4 separate regions of the Homo sapiens genome follow, and all the other regions are linked to region 2. The links are chromatin contacts, found by Hi-C or POLR2A ChIA-PET in ENCODE. All regions are on one chromosome and are shown on one strand. Each heading gives the region's core, a stretch centred on a gene start or an enhancer-like site at or near the end of the contact. The rest is flanking DNA. Distances are from core to core; before and after follow the strand shown.

What was found. Hi-C counts contacts between places; a loop is a spot of excess contacts on that map. ChIA-PET counts read pairs that join two places held with the same protein, here RNA polymerase II (POLR2A). Pooled maps may share reads with other maps.
Region 1: a loop to region 2 is called in a pooled map, with 15 times the contacts of the local background. The contact joins the promoter of NOP58 here to the promoter of C2orf69 in region 2. A Hi-C loop is called at or near these places in 2 of 37 single-sample maps with no recorded cell type and 7 of 50 pooled maps.
Region 3: a pooled map shows a loop between it and region 2 (12-fold over the local background). The contact joins the promoter of COQ10B here to the promoter of C2orf69 in region 2. A Hi-C loop is called at or near these places in 11 of 50 pooled maps. POLR2A ChIA-PET finds 5 or more read pairs at or near these places in 2 of 52 experiments (AG04449 and CD8-positive, alpha-beta memory T cell).
Region 4: a pooled map shows a loop between it and region 2 (6-fold over the local background). The contact joins the promoter of FZD7 here to the promoter of C2orf69 in region 2. A Hi-C loop is called at or near these places in 5 of 50 pooled maps.

Annotation. Positions count from the first base shown.
Region 1 is chr2:202,264,330-202,267,838 of GRCh38, reverse strand. It overlaps NOP58 (NOP58 ribonucleoprotein), which reads right to left and starts at 2,076. Exons shown (of 15, transcript NM_015934.5): 1 at 1,853-2,076. The coding sequence starts at 1,897.
Region 2 is chr2:199,909,662-199,913,123 of GRCh38, reverse strand. C2orf69 (chromosome 2 open reading frame 69) reads right to left here and starts at 1,831. Exons shown (of 2, transcript NM_153689.6): 1 at 1,353-1,831. The coding sequence starts at 1,685. LOC101927687 (a long non-coding RNA gene) reads left to right here and starts at 1,978. Exons shown (of 4, transcript XR_923766.4): 1 at 1,978-2,099. RefSeq lists an enhancer at 1,510-1,699.
Region 3 is chr2:197,452,270-197,455,723 of GRCh38, reverse strand. It overlaps COQ10B (coenzyme Q10B), which reads right to left and starts at 2,172. Exons shown (of 5, transcript NM_025147.5): 1 at 2,060-2,172. The coding sequence starts at 2,163. RefSeq lists enhancers at 1,650-1,699, 1,900-1,949, 1,970-2,449, 1,894-2,510, 2,570-2,639 and 1 more.
Region 4 is chr2:202,032,323-202,035,651 of GRCh38, reverse strand. It overlaps FZD7 (frizzled class receptor 7), which reads right to left and starts at 1,797. Exons shown (of 1, transcript NM_003507.2): 1 at 1-1,797. The coding sequence starts at 1,004. RefSeq lists enhancers at 756-875, 73-913 and silencers at 1,476-1,555, 1,666-2,215.

The sequences.
Region 1 (3,509 bases), core at 827-3,326, 2.4 Mb before region 2:
GGACACTTTTCATTAATAGAAATCAGTAATTCATCGAGACACGGTTGAGTATTTTAGGACCCAGGTCTAGAAATCCGACCATTGATAAGCCAATTCCTTCCTACCATGGGAGACAACCAGTGCACTGTGCAGAGTTGCTCCTCTTCACATCCGGTACAGGACAGTATACTACGGCAATTAACGGTGAAATTCATCGATAGACACTTACAGACCACATTGGCTAAGAGAATTTGAAGCTATGCAGAACTCTACATGGTAATTTAGATAAGATTCCAAAAAGCTGGAGAAAAGTAAAATTGACATGTTTCGTAGCTCTAAAGGGGACTAAGGAGCTTACTTACAAGTTCCTTAAAACACTAATACGGCAATTGCAGATAACTCCAACTAAGGTAAAAACAAGCAAAACTGCCTTTTCGGTTTTAATGATTTTATTGGTTTTCTTAAAAATAACATTTGACGTATCAAATGCAAACTGCGTATTTTCAAATGTCAGAAGTGAAACATGGAGAACTCTGCACCCATCCAGACTTTCTTGCATCCACACCACAAATGGTTTTTTGGTTCATAGCTAAAATTGTATTACATTTATTTTTACCTAGCGTTTTTGCTTTCTACCAACATATATATATGTAGAATATACATAAAAACTTTATTTTTCATTGCTATATTCACAGACCTCAGAAGAGTTGCACCGCACAAGAAAAGGCACTCAATCTCACTCATTCTTCCTAACATCTCAACAGCATCTTGCGATACGAATGTCTTACCATTCAACCATTTCAGTGCTGACGAACTTGTCAAACTTTCCCCACGAAAACAACCAAACCTCAAACTGACATCACCAGCCCAGATGTTTTCCCCTAAGCTTCAAATCTGAAATACTGAACTGCCCGATCTACACAACTGCATTATCAGGTCTAATAGACAACGCAAGCTTCGCACAGCCCAAACCGGAAATCTTTAGTCCTTCCCCAAGAAACTTTCTTAACATCTTATTTAAACCAAAACCCCACATTCAATCTATTAGCCAGTCCTTCCTGTTCTACCTTCACAATTTCTATCGATATTTGTTTCTCTCCATACCAGGCAATTTCATCTTGTCCAAATGAATGCAAAAGTATTCTTGCTGCCGTTCTTATCTCCTCGAGTCTAATCTCCACACAGCAGAGTAACCGTATTAAGACAAATTAGCAGGTCATTCCTCTGCTTAAATCCTTTCGATTGGCCGAGCACGGTGGCTCACGCCTGTAATCCCAGCACTTTGGGAGGCCGAGGCAGGTGGATCGCTTGAGGTCAGGAGTTCAAGACCAGCCTGGCCAACATGGTGAAACCCCGTCTCTACTAAAAGCAAACAAACAAACAAAAACAACTAGCCAGGCGTGGTGGTGGATGGAGGCCTGTAATCCCAGCTACTCGGGAGGCCAAGGCAGGAGAATCGCTTGAACCCGGGAGACGGAGGTTGCAGTGAGCCAAGATTGCGCCACTGCACTCCAGCATGGGCAACAAGAGCGAAACTCCATCTCAAAAAAAAAAAAAATCTTTCGATCATTCCTCAAAACATCTAGAATAAAGTCCGAATTCCCTATAATCTGTTAAATTCTAACACGCCTCCTGCCCACCCCTTCAACGGGAGGAAATAAAATCCTCTAATGCAGAACGGGTCTCCCCAAACGGCGGGGCCACGTGTTACACGTAACATGGCTCTCAGGTGTAAAGGCCTTCTCCCTCCTCCCAGAGCCCGGGCTATAACAGGCACCCACGCTACTCTGAGTAGTTCCGTGCTTAAGTCTTTCCCTCTCCTCGTCTGTCCAGCATCCGCCTTCCCCCTTTAACGGCTCGCTCTCCCACCTACCTTAAAGATGGCGTAACCCACAGACGTTTCAAACAGCACCAACATGGTGAGGCCGGGTCAGGGCGCCGCACGGCCTGCCAGAAGCTGTAGAGTCAGTTCAAAAACACCGACTACGCGGCCTCAAAAGGCCTCCTAGGCCGCGGCGGGCAAAGCACAAATGCGCTCGCCGTCCCGCAAAGAATCAGAACACGCTGCCTAAACCCTCCACGCTGTACTGGAACTAGGACGCACGAACGCGCTACTCCTTCTCTGAGGATTCTGGGATAGCAACGTCACTTCCGACAGAAGACTGCCGCAGAGATTGCCGTCACTTCCAGAATGTTCCCGCCACAGCGGGCTGGGGCGGGCCGAGAAAGTTTGTATCGCGGGATCTAGGGCCTGAACGGAGCCTTTGCGCCTTTTTTTCTTTTTTCTTTTTTTCTTTTTTGGAGACGGAGTCTCGCTCTGTAACCCAGGCTGGAGTGCAGTGGTGTGATCTCGGCTTACTGCAACCTCCGCCTCCCGGGTTCAAGAAATTCTCCTAGCCGGGCGCAGTGGCTCACGCCTGTAATCCCAGCACTTTGGGAGGCCGAGGCGGGCGGATCACAAGGTCAGGAGATCGATCGAGACCATCCTGGCTAACACGGTGAAACTCCGTCTCTACTAAAAATACAAAAAATTAGCCGGGTGTGGTTGCAGGCGCCTGTAGTCCCAGCTACTCGGGAGGCTGAGGCAGGAGAATGGCCTGAACCCAGGGGGCGGAGCTTGCAGTGAACCAAGATCCTGCCACTGCACTCCAGCCTGGGCGACAGAGCGAGACTCCGTCTCAAAAAAAAAAAAAAAAAAAGAAATTCTCCTGCCTCAGCCTCCCCAGTAGCTGGGACTAGAGGCACACACCACCACGCCCAGCTAATTTTTGTATTTTTAGTAGAGATGGGGTTTCAGCATGTTGGCCAGGATAGTCTCGATCTCTTGACCTCGTGATACGCCCGCCTCGGCCTCCCAAAGTGCTGGGATTACAGGCGTGACCCACTAGGCCCGGCCTTTTTTTTTTTTTTTTTTTTTTTTTTTTTTTTTTTTGAGACAGTCTGGCTGTTGCCCAAGCTGGAGTGCAGTGGCACTATCACGGCTCACTGCAACCTCCAACTCCCAGGCTCAAGCGATCCTCCCACTTCACCCTCCGGAGCAGCTGGGACTACAGGCCTGTGCCACCACACCCAGCTAATTTTTTGTAGAGACAGGGTTTCACGATGTTGCCCAGGCTGGTCTCGGACTCTTGACCTCAAGGGATCCTCCCACCTCGGCCTCCCAAAGTGCTGGGATTACAGGCGTGAGCCACCGCGCCCCGCCACCGCTAGAGATTTAAAGGGGAAAAACTTCACGATATTATTTTGTTAACCCTCTATGAATTATATGTTCACTTTGAGAGAAACGAGGAGCTGTTTCGGTGCCAGTCTGCCTCAGGCATCTAGAATTTGAAATGCCAGCTAGTGCCATTAGACTTTATCCCCTTTCAAGCCCTGCCTTGAGGCGAAGGCCTCAGAATGACACCATTACTGTCACTATATTTGTGAGCATTCCTGGCCGTTCCCTTCTGTCTGGCCAAATGAATTATTAGCACAGTTTTCTTTCAATAAGCCTCTCCTATTTTTGCTGCATTTGTTAAAATGACCCCAGG
Region 2 (3,462 bases), core at 582-3,081:
CTGGTTTAGTTGACTGCTAATAAAAACTGGAAAAAAAAAGAGAATATCTATATCTATATCTATATATCTATATCTATATCTTAATCATTATCTGACTCAGAGCACAGTTTCTAAGTATGTCATTTTAAGGCACCAATTTTGAAAATAAACTAATGTAGTTTCATAGTATAAGAAACACATGTAGGCCGGGCGCGGTGGCTCACACCTATAATCCCAGCACTTTCAGAGGCCAAGGTGGGCAGATCACTTGAAGTCAGAAGTTCGAGACCAGCCTGTCCAACATGGTGGAACCCCATCTCTACTAAAAATACAAAAATTAGCTCAGTGTGGTAGCGCATGCCTGTAATCCCAGCTACTCGGGAGGCTGAGGCACGAGAATCACTTGAGCCCGGGAGGCGGAGGTTGCAGTGAGTCGAGACTGCGCCACTGCACTCCAGCCTGGGCAACTAAGCAAGACTCCGTCTCAAAAAAACAAAAAAGAGAAACATACCTAGCTATAGTCTAGCTTTACCTGTCTAGAACTTTCTATGATGATGGATTATTTTCTATGATAATGCTATATATCTGTGCTGTCCAATACAGCACACGCAAGCCATCTGTAGCTACTGAGCACTTGAAATGCAGCTAATATGAATAACTGGATTTTTAGTTTTATTTAATTTTAATTAATTCAGATAGCCATATATGGCTAATGGCTACCATATTAGATAATGCAACGTTAGATTAAGACCCAGTTTTCAGGGCAACATAACCACGGATATTTACCTGCAGCTATAAAATAATAAACATAACATGCAAAAGCAAAAGTACAAAAGAGGTGAGCATCAAAACATTGACATGCTTAATAATTATTGTCCCTTTTCTTCCACCCATCCCCACTCTTTTTTAGGGTTACTGGATGTCATACCTTTGTAATGTTTGTTTGGTTTTTAATTACTGCCACCGTTTTCTAAACACTACGTGCTAACTTAATTTGAAAGCCATCGCTCTGTCCCCTGCCCAACACACACACACGGTCCTCTGAGAAACCAAATTATAGAATAAATATACAAGATGCGTGTCACTCCCTGTCTCAAATTCCGCCTCTTGGAAACCTGGACCGACAGCTGGCTCTTTCGAGATCGTAGCCCTCGTCGGACACCTTCCCCATGGGGTTCTATGGACAAAGGGCGCCAAGGGCGTGGAAGGCACGGTTTTGGATTTCGTGGAGTAGAGGAAGAGCCACCCTCAGTGAATGTGTGGGTGTGTTCAGGCAAGGAAAGGAACCAGGCAGCAGCCACGAGGGAAGAATCAGTGACCGCGTACGTATACACGAGAGGAAGGAACAGATACCCAGGCAGGCCCCGAGTTACCTGCACATCCCCAGGGAAATAGAGGACGTGATGCTGGGGCGGCGGCTGCGGCTCCTCCTTCGCTGGGTCCCCGGGGAGGTCCTGCCGCTCCAGTCCCTCCCCGGCCGCCGCCAACAGGAGCAATTCGTTGCTGCGCTGCGGATCGGCTCCAGGCACGGTGGAAAGCTGCAGGCACTGACGGCGGCGCACCTCGGCCGAGAGGGAGCATCGCGCGCCGCCGCTGCCGCCCGGGTTCATGGTTCTGGCCTGAGAGCAGGACGAGGCGTTTCCGATTCCGAGCTGCGGCAGCAGGAGCAGCAACGGCGGCGACCGCAGGAGCCTGAACCCCCACATGGGTCGCCGCCGCGAGAGCGGTTCGGAGGTGGAGGGTGGCGGAGGGGTTCCTGAGGGAGGGACTTCAGCAGGCGGCTCAGCCGGCGGCTCAACGGTCGGCGGCCGCGGCCCGGCCGGGAGCCGGCGCTGAGGCGACGACGTCAGAGGCCGACGTCCGCGCGCAGCGTGCGTAAGGAAAGGAAGGGAGGGGTGTGGGCGAAATCGGTCTTGGGATCCCGGAGAAGACGGTGGGCGTGGCTTGAGGAAGGGCGTTTGTGATTGGTGGGTTCTGCCGCGGCCGGGAAGTTCGAACAGAAGTCTGGGGAAGAGCCGGCGAAGAGCAAAGAGATAATACAGTACTCCCAGCTATAGCAAGCGGCAGTTATGGAGCATGCGCAGCAGCAGGGGCGGCCGCAGGTCGCCGTTCAATAATACGTAATGTATAGACTTTTGAGTATACGAAGCTCCCTGTTTCTCTAGGTTCACCTGAGATTTATCTGGTCTTTCAGGGCTTAAAAGGGAGACATTCCCAAAGAAGATTCCGTGGGAAGTCTCCTACAAGCCCCGAAGGAAGGGAATCTCTCTCCTCATACCTTGAGTTTCCTGAGTACAATTATTATAGATATACGAAGATCTCTGTGCTCATGGAGAATTTGTGGTTAGATATGAAGCTAATTCATCTCTGTTTGGGAACAGGGTACATGATCTAGGACAGGAAAAAAACGGGGCGAGGCAGTACGCTTTACTTGGTGTTTTGCTATTTGGAGGTTTTCAAAAACTAAACAGTGTAGGAAAGTCATGTGTGTCCAGCAACTATCTGTGGCCAGTTGAGTAGGAATAAGATTTGGCGAAATGTATGCTCAGGCCTGTACTCCCAGCACTGTGGGAGGCCGAGGCGGAGGATCACTTGAGTCCAGCAGTTTGAAACCAGCCTGGGCAACATAGGGAGGCCTTGTCTCTACTAAATTTTTTTTTTTAATTAGCCGGGCGTGGTGGTGCATGCCTATAGTCCAAGCTACTGGGAGGGCTGAGATGGGAGATTGGATCGCTTGAGCCCAGGAGTTGTATGCTGCAATGAGTTGTGATCCCACCACTGCACTCCAGCCTGGGCAACAGAAGCAGACCCTGTCTCAAAAAATAAACCAAAAACAAACAAAACAGGGAAATGTGTGCGAGCGAGGATGAGATCCAAGTACTTGTGAGACAAAGCACTGTAAAGAGAATAATTAATGAAAATTACAAAAAACTACAGCCAACATTTGTTGAGGGTTTACTATAGGCCAGAAATCTAAGCACTTTATATATAATTGTTCGGAGTTTATATATGTGTATTTAAGCACACATACTGTTTTCTTTGGTCTACATATGCAAATAATAACAAATGGCTTGGAGTAGGAACATAAATGAGCAAATGATAAAATATGATTTATATATATGTATAGACTTGGTGACTTAGTATGCTAACCTACTCTGGTCTAAATTGTTGCATTCCATCTGACATCAAAATATTGTTATCAATCAAAAATTATTCAATTAATTACTAAGGAAATCTGCCGCTTTCTAAAATAACTGGTTAAAAACAAGTAGAGGTTAGTTATACAATAATTAGTATATAATGACATTTAGGCAACCTGACGTCACTCTGTTTTGCCAATTGCAAACATGTTACTTTCCATTGTTAGATAGAGGATTGCTGAAATGTTATCTAAAAGTCCAAACATGTACATGAATTGCAAATGCAGCTTTTGATTTGTGGTCTTGTTTTTAGCTTGACCTTATAATGAAATCTATTTTTATT
Region 3 (3,454 bases), core at 923-3,422, 2.5 Mb after region 2:
CCTCCCAAAGTGTTGGGATTACAGGTGTGAGTCACTGTGTCCGGCCTTGTTTATTTTTTGAGACAGGGTCTGGTTCTGTTGCCCAGGAATGAGTGCAGTGGCCCAAACAAGGCTCACTGCAGCCTCAACCTCCTGGGTTCAAGTGATCCTCCCATCTCAGCCTCCTGAGCAGCTAGAACCACAAGCTTGCACTAACACATAGCCAGCTAATTTTTCTGTATATGTGTATGTGTATACACACACACACATTTTTTTTTCTTTTTTTTGGTAGAGACAAGGTTTTGCCATGTTGTCCACGCTGGTTTCATGAGCTCAGGCAATCCTCCCGCCTCAGCCTCCCAAAGTGTTGGAATTACAGGCATAAGCCACTGCGCCCAGTACCATTCATCTGTTGTTGGACACCTACGTTGATTCTGTATCTTAACTACTGTGAACAGTGCTGAAACCTTTACTTGAAAAAAGATGAGACCTTTGCTTCTAAAGAGGTGAATTGGGTATCTGGTTGACTTTTTACTATATATAAAGGTTCATGTATTTACTGGGAGGCAATACATGAACCTTTGTACCAGGTTCATGTATTGCCTCCCAGCCTACCCAAAAAAATACCCTTACACAATCTGATTACAAGCCTAAGGAAAACACCAGTGTTTAAAGCAAACTAACAGGACATTTTCTGATCAATCTGCATGCTATAGTTACAGTGGCCTGGACAGCACATCTATTTTCATGCACTGCCAGGAATACTATGTCTTAAACTACGATATGAAGATACACACATTCATATATACAGTTAAACCATGAAATGAATACTGGACAACTGGACCACATGGAGAACAGCTTTTTTGTCACTCGTCTTCCAGTACCACTCTCTCATATACTTAAGTATAATAAAGGTCAGAATCTGATGCTTAACATTGGAAATGAACGCAAACTGCCGCCCTCATTATCATAAACAGTATTTATCTTGGAACTGAAGCCTCAATTTGATCATTAAAGCAACTGTATTTTTCTCAAAAGTAAGTGTTATTTGCAAGACAACATTTTATAAGAGTAATACAAACAGATCTCAAGTATGATGGCGTTATTCTGCTTGAAACTACTTTTTGAGGTTATTTCCTAAAGCAGGAGTAATTTTATGATTTTGTTTGTCTCATCCAACATTTGTCTAAAGGGATTTGGATTTGGTAAGGTTGTTGGTGTTTTTAAAAATTCTTCATTGAATCTTTTTTTAAAAAAATTATTTCCTTGTTTCCAGTAGGGTCGGATCTTCATTTAATCTAAATGTCCTGGGGCTCAACTAGATTTGTGTTTTCTCTCCCCACCTCGTATTTTGTACACCTGAATTCATTTTAAACACACTAACTTTAATTTTCAAGAATATTACAATGTTATTAGTAAAAGGAAACTAAGTCGTACAAGTATGGTATCCGTGTCCCGACCTCCATCTCCACCCCCACCTACCAAAAAATGAACCAACCAGGAAAATCGAAAGCTGACTATGCTTCAAGGTTACAGGACCTGTAAGTTACAGCAGAGTGAAAAAATCCAAGTCCCTTATGCTGGCTGTATTTAGTTTTGTAAACACTAAATGGCGAGGGCAAAGCACTCTTTCAGAAATTGGGAAAACGCATCTGACCATCTGGCAGGTAGAAGGAACCGGAGAAGGGGGCTCACCGCCAAACACAAACTCCCATACAGCCAGCAGCCGGCAACCCTTCTGCGCAAAGTTAAAACTTTCCAACAGCAGTAGCAACAAGCCATAGGGGAGGAGACCGGAAGAGCCCAAAGGCACCAATGGCCAAATTGCTTCCAAAGTCGCTTCGCCGATGATTCACCGCCTCTCACGAGGCAAACGAGCCACGAACACAGCCTTGGGCCCAAGGTGATGCGCGCCGCTCTTGAGTCCCTCAGATGCCAAACGCAAAAAAAAGCCTTCTCCTCTAAAGACACGGAAATGCACCGAGTCCGGCTCTGCCTCACCCCCAAATCCTTCCGGTCCCCCAACTCGGCAGCCAAAATCGAAAACTACTCTCGTCTCAGCGCCCCCGCTGTTGATTACCTGCCATTCCGCACGGGCGCCTGCGCCCCGGCCGCTGTCGCCGACTTCGGACGGCATCCCGAGACTACCCTTCTCAAGGCCGTATGACCAGTCCGAGCTGCCATGATAGACTCTCCGAAGCCGGTCGTCACCTCCCGGACCAGCCCTGCAGCACCGCCCTCCTCTGGTCGGGCCCGGAGCCCGGCTCCGGTCTCTTCCAGCCAATGGACTGGCCGCCTGCGCAGCCTGACACGCCCCTTCTTCCCTTCCGGGTTGCACGTCGCTGACACACGCTGACCGTAAACGTTCCCGTCAGCCTGTCGGCCAATCGGAGCTGCGGGCCCGCCAGGACACACCTCTCTCTCCTGACCGACCAATCGCTTTTCCCGTGCGCTCGCGCAATTTGCGTAATACTCAGTGACTGCTCAGTCCACGCCCCGCGCAGGAGCTGTTCCTGGATTAACCAACTGCCTGGTTCTCCTGGGGTCCGCTTCCGGGAGGCTAGTCAGTGAGCCCCACCCCCCCGGGGGCTGCGGGAAGCCCCAGGGCTTGAGTGTTAATTCTGTAACTGTCCGAACCCGTGAGTGCGGAGCCAGACAGGCCACCACTCCTGGCTGCGAAGCCTGGCTGTCAGCGTCCTGCTTGTTAATGATTGTCTAATACAATGCCTGCCTTGCCTATCTCACGGGGTAATTGTGAGGGCAACATAAGGTCCTGTCATTAGGAAAGACTCAGTTATCCAGCAGCAGTTCCGTCTGCCTTCTTCCTGCGTGTCCCACATTTTAATTGGTGTTCTCGTATGATTTGGGTTTCCCTTATTCCATACTAATCAGACGACTTCGCTTTGATTTACTTGTTTTGGTGATCAGTCATCAAGTCCAGACTTCTTGTTCCCTCAGTTTGTTTTCAGGTCTTTACTTAAGGTTTGTGCACCAATAGTTTTCCTGCAAACTGTAAAGTGAGGATGACAATACTACCTATTTAATATAGTTTGGGTGTAAATGAGATTGTTGATTAAATGTAGTCAGATATTTGTGTGGCACCTACTAGATGCTGGAGAAGTGAGCAAAAGTCTTCACTGTCACAGAGCTTATATCCTAGTGGGGGAAAGAAACCAATTAGTATATAGTGCAATGGCAGCTTGTTATATGTCCCATAGACTAAACAGTACAGCAGGGTAAGGAGATGAAGAGGGAGGAATATGGTAGGGTGCTGTTTTATATAGGGTGGTTAGGAGGGGCTCTAAGAGGATGACACTGAACAAAGGCCTAAAATGAAGTGAGGAAGTGAACTCTGATTACTTGGGAGAAAATGGGCCGGGCGCGGTGGCTCACGCCTGTAATCCCAGCACTTTGGGAGGCCGAGGCGGGCGGATCACGAGGTCAGGAGATCGAGACCATCCTGGCTAACACGGTG
Region 4 (3,329 bases), core at 548-3,047, 2.1 Mb before region 2:
CCCTCCTTCTTGGTGCCCTGCGCCACCGTGCGGTAGCCATCGTCCGAGAAGCGCTCCACGCACACGGCGCGGTCCTCTAGAAGGAAGCCGGCCACGTGCGCCACGGCCACCATGAAGTAGCAGCCCGACAGGAAGATGATGGGCCGCTCTGGGTAGCTGAAGCGCCGCATGTCCACCAGGTAGGTGAGAACGGTAAAGAGCGTCGAGGCGCAGCACAGCACGGACCACACGCCCACCCAGAGGCGGGCGAAGCGCCTCTCCTCCTCCTTAAAGTACATCAGGCCGTTGGCACGGCCCGGTTCGCACGGGGCGCCACAATCGCGCTCACCCAGGAAGCGGTAGCCCAGGTACGGGGGCACCTTGAGCTGACGGGGGCATGAGAAGGGGAAGGCGGGACGCCCCCTGCCATCTGAGGCCCCCGGGGGCAGCGCGGTGAAGGGCAGGTCCGGCAGGTAGGGCGCGGTAGGGTAGGCAGTGGGGCCGCCGCCTGGGCCCCCGGAGCCGTCCGACGTGTTCTGGCCCACGCAGATCTCGCCCGCACCGTGCACCGGGAAGTTCTCGCAGCGCAGCCGCTCGGGCCACTGGAAGCCGAACTTGTTCATGAGCGCCTCGCAGCCCTGGCGGGCGCGCTCGCACAGAGAACGACACGGCGGGATGGCCTGATCGAGCACGGTGCACACGGGCGCATACATGGAGCATAAGAAAAAGCGGAGTTCGGGAGAACACTGCACCTTCACCAGCGGGTAGAACTGGTGCACCTCGAGGCCCGCGTCCTCTTGGTTCGTGTGGCCCAGCAGGTTGGGCAGGATGGTCTGGTTGTAGGCGATGTCCGTGCACAGCGGGATGGAGATGGGCTGGCAGAAGCCGTGGTCCGGCACGGAGATGCCCTTCTCTCCGTGGTACGGCTGCGCCCCGGCGCCCGCGGACAGTGCGCCCAGCAGCGCCAGCACCAGGGCACAGAGGCCCAGGGACGAAAGCGGAGCGGCCGCGCCGGGGTCCCGCATCGCCGGCCGCGAGTGCAGCGGTGCTCTCAGCCTGAGGAGTGCGACGAGGCGGTTGGGAGAGGCTTGGATGCGGGGAGGCGCCGCCGCGCCCGACGCATGAGAGTCCTCACGGCGCCGGGGCCGGGCCGTGGGCGGCGTGGAGCAAAGGGCGCTGCCGCCTGGGTGCCCGCGCCGCGAAGGCGCCGCAGACGCCGCCGCCCTGCACTCGCAGGGCCGCCGGGGGCCCAAAACTCGTCAGCCTGGGTTGGGGGCGCCGAGGAGGGCCGCCTCGCTCTCCCCGCGGGGACGTAACGGTGCGGCTCCCTCCGCCGCGAGGAGCAACAAGCGGCTCCGGCACCCTTCAAAGTTTGCCCAAGACTCTGGACCCCCGGCGCACCGCAGCGCGCACGCCCCCCGCGCCTGGTCCGGTCCCCGCTAGGAGAACCCCTGCCGCCGCCGCTCGCTCGCCCCGGCCGCCGCCTCCGCGGTGCTGCCCCGCCTCCTGGCCTCGAGGCTCCGCTCGTCGCCGCCTCCTTCGCCTCCTCCTCCACACCCCGCTCCTTCTTCAGCCCCAAAAGCTCGGCCCCAAGTTTCAGCCAAACGGCCGGCTCTTGCTGAGTCCGATCTCGGCCCCGGAGTCGGGAGCACGGCGAGTTCTTTTTGGAAACCCAGTCACACTGCGTCCGAAACCGCGAGGCGCTCGTGCCCGCGGCCTGGCCCCGGCCCCTCCAGCCCCTCGCAGCCCCAGCAGCGAGTCCTGGCGCCCGCCGCCGCCGCCGCCGCCGCCGCCCGCCGGGAGTGAGCGCCGACTAACGCCTCGGAGTCGCGCTGGTCGCCAGAAGAAGCGTCGGGCTCGCGGGGTTCCGGGCCGGCCCGCCCCCTCCCGTCCCCTCCCGTCCCCTCCCCTCCCCTCCCCTCCCCCCCCATTCACAAACCACTCCGGGGGCGGCCCCAGGCCCCGGCGGCCCAATGGCGGCCTTTGTTTTTTCGGTGGCCGCCTTCGGATTGGGCGGAAGTCGGAAGGGGCGGGCGCGGGAGTGGCGGAGGCGGTGTCCGCGGCGCTCTGGGCGGATTCCTGAGGGGAGGGGCGGGGGACTGGGAGGGAAAAGTTCGGAAAAACTTTTACCCTGAATTCGCTCAGGGACGAAAACGCGCAGAAAGGGAATTTGCTTCAAAGATTTGTTCCTCTTCCTGGTGCACTCAGATGCGCATTCCTGAGCAGGGGCGCCTTCGCCAGCGGCGTTTGAGGGGAGCGAGGACCGCGCAGCGCCCCTTCGGGGAGAGACGTGACCAGGAGTCGCGTTAGGACTGCAAAGGCTGGCTCTGGCGGGGCTTTCGGGTCGCCGGGTCCTCAATGTGGGGTTTGGGACGGGACGAGAAGGGGGTGCGCCTTGCGGATCGCCTCTTTCCCCCCGGACCCAAAGAGTCCACGCGAGGCCACAGTCCCCTCTCCCCTCCCCCGAGTTATAAAAAGGAGGAGGGGCCGCCTCCGAGGAGAAACCCGAGTCGGGCGGAGGGGGCCGAGTGACGGCGGGAGGAAGGACCCCTCGGAGGAAGGGCCCGAAGCAGGGAGAGCGGGGAACCCGGGCTCAGGCCACCCCGCCCGCGCGCACGGCCTGGAGTCTGGGGAACTGGGGTGACTCTAGCGAGGTTTTAAGGAAACGAAGACGGCGTTGGGGAGACTGGTTCTAGAAGTAACCTGAGACCGAGCGCCCAGGAACACTCTGTACGACGCGCCGGGCGTCTCAGTGGCCCCGTGTGCCTTGGTTCTGCGGCGTGTGCCCTTTCGGGATCCCATCTTCGTTGCAGAAGCAACCATTTGATCCTCCATTTAGAATCTGCGTAGGAATGTTTTAATGCGTCTTAGAAACCAGGCTAATTAAAGAGTTTTCAAAACACAAAGCGGGGTTATCCTCGTTCTCGGGTAGCGTTTTCTGATTGGCAAACGTTCTTTTGTTCTCGGTTAAATCTTCGTCTTGAGCCAGGCGCTGGGCGCTCGCGCGCGCTCTCTGGTTACTCCTGCGGGGGTCATAAGTCACCAGGGGGCCTCTCCCCTCTCTCCGGGCTGCCAGGAATATCAGGAATTCCCATGCAGGAAAGTGACATGTTGAGAAGGAAAAGAAAAAAATCAATCAATCAATCTCTCCTCCTCCTCCTCTTTCCTCTGTCTCTCTCTCTCTCTCTCTCACACACACACACACACACACACACACACAGCAATCCTGTGCTTTAAAAAACGTTATTCCTGGCGGAGCCCTTCTGCCTCAGTCCCGGGTGCTGGAGCTCTGAGCGATTTCTGATCAGGTTGAACCTTGGCAGAAGTTGCTGTCTCTGCTGCCTCCCGTG